Regions from separate parts of the Homo sapiens genome. Here region 1 is linked to region 2. Evidence: read pairs that join two places in POLR2A ChIA-PET (ENCODE). Cell type or tissue: PC-9. All regions are shown on one strand. Links, peaks and the distances in the headings refer to the core of each region. The heading gives the core; the rest is flanking DNA.

Region 1 (2,804 bases), core at 141-2,640, 500 kb before region 2:
GTTAAATTGTACGTCCGCACCATGAACTATTGATACCTGTGACAACCTGGATGAACTCTCCAGAGAATTATGCTGAGTGAAAAAAGCCAATTCCAAAAGGTTACTGTATGATTCCATTTACATAACATTCTTGAAATGGCAAAAGTGTAGCTGTGGAGAATAGTTCAGTGGTTGTGGGGGGTCCACGAGGGGTGATCTGGGAGGAACATGGGTGTGTCCAGGAGGGGCCACAAGAGGGTCCTGTGGGTAGAGACAGCCCAGGTCTGGCTGCGTCATTGTCAGTATGCTGGCTGCAGTCGTGTGCTGTAGTTTGGCAGGATGCTACCCCTGGAGGAAAACGGTACACAAGACCTCTGTTTACTGTTTCTCACAACTGCATGTGAACCTACAGTTATCTAAAGCAAGAAAAATCAGTTCACACCTATTCACTCTCTGTCAACAAACCCACATACACGCACCGCATTACAAGGGCTTTACCAATATGTAGAATCACGTGAAGTGGGAAGAGGGAAAAGGGCTTTCCTTTTAGGGAATTATGACCTTGACTGACTTAAAATCAATATTTGCTTCAGATTTGCAGGTCCAGATCTAAAAGTTTAAATAGATGTCAAAGTAGGTTAATTCAATTTCAGTGACCTTGGTGTTGAGCCTTTGAAACACTGCCTCCCAGTTAAGGCTTGAATAAGTTAACAGTTCTAAGGTTGAATCGGGTGTGTTTAAATATTCAGAGCCGGGCAGAGGGAGGTGGAAGGCAGCAGGCTACACTGTGCTTCGGGCTCCCTCCTGCTCTCTGTGAGCCTGGACTGAAGCCTCCTCTGGTTCAGGCTCAGAGACCTTGCAGCCCCACCCCTCCCTCCAGCCAGGTGGGTGTGGGTGGCCCAGGGATGCTTCAAGTGGCAGGTTTGTTTTCTGGGGATCCCAATGTGATCGTGAACTTGCTGCATCACAGTTTCCTGCCAACCACCTCCTTCTAAAGGAGAGGTGAGGAGGAATCTCCGTTTTCTTCAAATGTTTGGGTCTCCCACAGACCAGTCACCGGATCCTCTTGGCAAAATGAGGACCCCAAGGGTTTAGAATCTGAATAACTTTGCCTTCCTTCTCCTTATCTTTTCAATAGTTTGTGGATTGTTTGGGGCATATCTGGTGGGGAGAATCTGAAAGTTGAAAATAAGCAATAAAATGAAGGGTAAATGCATTACTATTAGTAAATTTCTAAACAGGGCAATGAACACCAGCTAACTAGAAACTGGCATGTCCCCAGCATTTGCTGTTTGGGACTGGAGTCATGTGGAGCAGGAACATAGCATCAGTTGCATCAGCACTCAGGTTTCACTGTGCTGGAGCTCCCAAAACCTAGCGTTTTATGGTCCCAGGGTGTCCATTGTTCCAGCTTCCTCTCCATCAAAATGTCAGAGCCACTGGCCAGAGAGAACACGGGGCGCCCCGTGTGATCAGCCACAAAGCAGGCGACACTAAATGCCCACTTTTGGAATGGACTGTTTACACGGGGGGCAGTTGGTTCTCAGAAGGTCTAAATGGGATGGGCCCGAGGGCTGCTGCTTCTGGGTGATCCTCTGTCCTGTGGCCTGGACTTGGGCCCCACTCCTCCTGGAGAGAGTGAAATGGAATGGCCTCTGTTTACTTCAAGAGTTAAATAAATACAGGCCTTCCTTGCTTGGAGCCGTGTTTTGGAATCAGTATTTACTTGGTGTGCTCTTGGTGAACTGGAAGGTACGTTTCCAGGTCTGCTTTTCTGTAGGAATGTGGGGAAGCTCTGGCCATCTGACAACTGTGTCAGCCTTGGCGTCCTCCTCCTCCAGCCCCCATGGACAAAGGGTGGGTGGGGTTGCCTGGCCCCCTTCTCACTGAAGGAGCTCCCAGGGAACATGGCCCAGACAACAGCACAGCTGCGGGGAGGGGCTCCTCGGTGAGAGGTGGTCACTGGTGCTGAATTGATATGGTGTCCGCTCCCCTCTCAAAAACAAGCTAACCGGTATGCACGGAGCCACAGATCTGCCAAGGGTGTTGGGAGCTCGAAGACCACAGTGCCTGCTCTGTTCCACGTAATTTACCTCTGCAGAGACAGGAACAAGGGTCAGGCAGAAAGCAGGGGTGGGAAAGATCCTGCCTGCAGACTTCACCTGTGGCCGGTGGTTCTAGAGGCCTGGGCAGGAGACCAGCTCAGTCTATGTTTTGTCTGCCCCCAGCTGACCTGGGTTCCCAGCCACCTGAGGCCAGGCCTGCCTTGGTCCTGCGTCAGAGCCCTCCCTGCCCAGGGGAAGTGCAGACCTGGGGCTGAGCCTGACCCCAGCCAGACCCCAGCCTGACAGGAGCGTTCAGCCACCTGGTAGGGGCTGGGTCAGACGGCAAAGGCAGGGAAGACGAGGAGGCTGCCAGGGCCCTGCTGTGGGCACTCGCTGCCTCACCTCTCCTCCCCCTGCATGTTTCCAGGTCGCATATGAGTGTCTAGGTTGGGAAAAGGGTCTCTGTGTGGCCAACGGAACTGTCTGCTCTGAGAACGCTGTGGCATGCTGGGCTTGGCTTGTGCACCACTGCCCTCAGAATGTCATTTTATTGTTGATCTTGTGCCTGATGTTGCGAAGTGAGGTGAGGCCATTGTGGAATGTGCACTCATCCTGGGACTTGCTATGCACTTGTCTTGTCACCCGAGGAGAGGGGAGGTGGCCTGGAGCCTGGGGCCTGCTCTGTCTCCCTGGAACTCCTGTTTCCAGGCCTCACACAAAGCCACATTGGAAGAGAAAGTGTGCCCAGCTCTGCCCACCAAGCACTGTCCTGGGCTTTCT
Region 2 (2,804 bases), core at 206-2,705:
AGTCCCCTAAAAGGATTCATTTTATTCTGGAATTAGACATGAAATGTCTGTATTCAACTGAAATTTAGCCTTTTCAAAGCAAACAGAAGCCATAAAACAAAATGGCACAAACAGCATTGTCTTTTCAGGTTAGAATTTAAGCGAGAAACAGATTTTCAAAGCTGCTACCCTTGGGCTTCTCCCCGGGTCTCTTTCCTTTGGGACACTCCACTCCTGTCTCCTGTCTTCCCTGTCTGGTCTCCTGAAAGACAAATCAGTTTCTAAAGCTGCCTGAGGGGCCGGGTGCAGTGGCTCACACCTGTAATCCCAGCACTTTGGGAGGCTGGGATGGGCAGATCATAAGGTCAGGAGTTCGAGACCAGCCTGGGCAACATAGTGAAACCCCCGTCTCTACTAAAAATACAAAGTTAGCCCAGCCTCTCAGGAGGCTGAGGCAGGAGAATCGCTTGAACTCAGGAGGTGGAGGTTGCAGTGAGCCGAGATCGCGCCACTGTACTCCAGCCCGGGCAAAAGAGTGAGACTATGTCCCAAAAAAAAAAAAAAAAAAAAAAAAAATGGTGCCTGAGTCTCCCAACCCATGTCTCAATAAAGAAAAGGCAAAATACTAACATCCAGTGATCTTGTAGCAAAATGTCAACTGTTTCCAAACGTTTTCTGCCATGAGCTGAAGTGCCACTCCCAGTTATCAGGGCCCCGGGAGAGGCTGAGAAGGTGCTGGCCCTGTGCCCTGGAGGCTGTGGCCAGGTGACACCTCCCGCCATCCTGCTGGGCCCTGAAGTTGGCTGAGTGAGCCTCAGGGCAGAGACATGTCAGATGTGCCTTCGGCCACACGGGCCTGCACCAACTTCCCACACTGGCCTAAGTGCTTCCTCACACTTTGCTGGTTGCTCCGTTTAATCCTCTGTGACCTTGTGAGGGAGGAAGGCCCTGGGAGGGAAGCCACTTCCCCAGTTTTCCCAGGGAGTGGGGGTAGGGAGCTGGGAATGGCCAGCTGCATACCCGAGCAATGGCCGAGCTCTCTGTGCGAGGCCGCCCCTCCCCAGGCCTGGCACACACACACACCTGCTAAACGCTTGCCAAGTGACTTGGTGATAATGCGCTGGCAACATGGGCTTGTCGTTTCAGGGCCATGGATGCCACCTCTCCTATGTGTCTTGTAGAGCGCTAGACACGGCTACTTCCTGGTTCAGAGTCTGCTCTCGTGCCCTGTTCAGAGAGGCTCACCCGGAAGGAGGCAGCCCCAGTCAGAGAGGCTCACCCGGAAGGAGGCAGCCCCAGTCAGAGAGGCTCACCCGGAAGGAGGCAGCCCCAGTCAGAGAGGCTCACCGGGAAGGAGGGACCCTGTTCAGAGAGACACACCCGGAAGGAGTGAGCCCCGGTCAGAGAGGCTCACCCGGAAGGAGGGAGCCCTGTTCAGAGAGACACACCCGGAAGGAGGGACCCTGTTCAGAGAGGCTCACCCGGAAGGAGGCAGCCCTGTTCAGAGAGACACACCTGGAAGGAGTGAGCCCCGTTCAGAGAGACACACCCGGAAGGAGGCAGCCCGGTTCAGAGAGGCTCACCCAGAAGGAGACAGCCCTGTTCAGAGGCTCACCCGGAAGGAGGGAGCCCCGTTCAGAGAGACACACCCGGAAGGAGGCAGCCCGGTTCAGAGAGGCTCACCCGGAAGGAGGGAGCCACACAGGCTGCCCCGACCCTCAGACCTGTGCTCACTCTAGCAGCAGAGCCAGGGTTTGCCAGACCACACAGCCCCGTGGCTCGTGGGGTGAAGGACTTTTCAGTGCAGCTTACTTAAAGCTGCCAAACGTAGTTCCATTTGTAAAAGTCTGCCTGTCTTTGGAAAGCATGCTGAAGAGCCCCTGCACACTGCAATTGTTAGGATACCTGCAGGCCACCGTGATCTCAGCAGTCAGGGAGGATGCTTACGAGCACAGGGGCCAGATTCTCTGGTTCCCGTCCAAGCTCTGCCACTCGCTGGGCTGTGTGGCACTGGGCAAGCGCCTGAACCTCTCTGTATGTCAATTTTTTCTCCTGTAAGATTGTGATAAAATCAGCCTCCACGGTGATGTGAGGAGCATGTGTGGAGGATAACATGCGTGAAGCAGCTGGAACAATGCCTGGTACAGAAGTGCTGTGGAGTCAGCACTCACCATTGTCGTTTTGTAGAGATGGAGTCTTGCTATGTTTCCTAGGCTGATCTAGAACTCCTGGGCTCAGGCAATCTGCCCACCGTGGCCTCCCACAATGCTGGGATTGCAGACGTGAGCCACTGTGCCCAGCCCTCACCATTGTTAACACAGCTTAAAGACCCCCTTCCATAGGCTACAATTTGTTATTTAAAGAACAAAGATAAACTTAAGTGAAATTTCGACTTTGATTTTTAGTGAGTTGAAAAAAATCTGCTTGCTTTGGTTTCTAGAGGGGTAAGCTGTAGGGACCAGCCCCACAGGGTCGGTGGGTCTCTCCCTGTGTGCAGTGACGAGAGAGTGTAGAAATAAAGACACAAGACAAGAGATAAGAGAAAAGGCAGCTGGGCCCGGGGGACCACTACTACCAATGCACGGAGACCGGTAGTGGCCCCGAATGTCTGGCTGCACTGTTATTTATTGGATACAAGGCAGAAGGGGCAGGGTAAAGAATGCGAGTCACCTCCAATGGTAGGTAAGGTCATGTGGGTCACGTGTCCACTGGACAGGGGGCCCTTCCCTGCCTGGCAGCCGAGGCAGAGAGGGAGAGGAGACAGAGAGAAAGACAGCTTATGCCATTATTTCTGCATATCAGGGACTATTAGTACTGATAGTACT

Evidence for each region. ChIA-PET counts read pairs that join two places held together with the same protein. Peaks named below come from ENCODE experiments on the same cell type or tissue, not always from the same donor. Only the 100,000 strongest peaks of a DNase experiment are listed, where the experiment ranks them.
Region 1: POLR2A ChIA-PET joins it to region 2 with 6 read pairs; 2 of 35 experiments call an interaction of 5 or more read pairs at or near these places.

The regions. Positions count from the first base shown.
Region 1 is chr13:112,951,475-112,954,278 of GRCh38, forward strand. It overlaps a transcript of MCF2L not described here. Among named protein-coding and RNA genes, the nearest start is that of MCF2L-AS1, 16 kb to the right of the region's middle. RefSeq lists a silencer at 261-555 and an enhancer at 1,664-2,381. In PC-9, for the core only: no CTCF peak of the experiment used is centred there; no DNase peak of the experiment used is centred there.
Region 2 is chr13:113,447,937-113,450,740 of GRCh38, forward strand. All of the region lies in intron 1 of ADPRHL1 (ADP-ribosylhydrolase like 1), which reads right to left. Among named protein-coding and RNA genes, the nearest start is that of ADPRHL1, 4.1 kb to the right of the region's middle. RefSeq lists an enhancer at 1,223-1,582. In PC-9, for the core only: no CTCF peak of the experiment used is centred there; DNase peaks (open chromatin) are centred at 835 and 1,465; H3K4me3 peaks cover 2,500 bases; H3K27ac peaks cover 2,357 bases.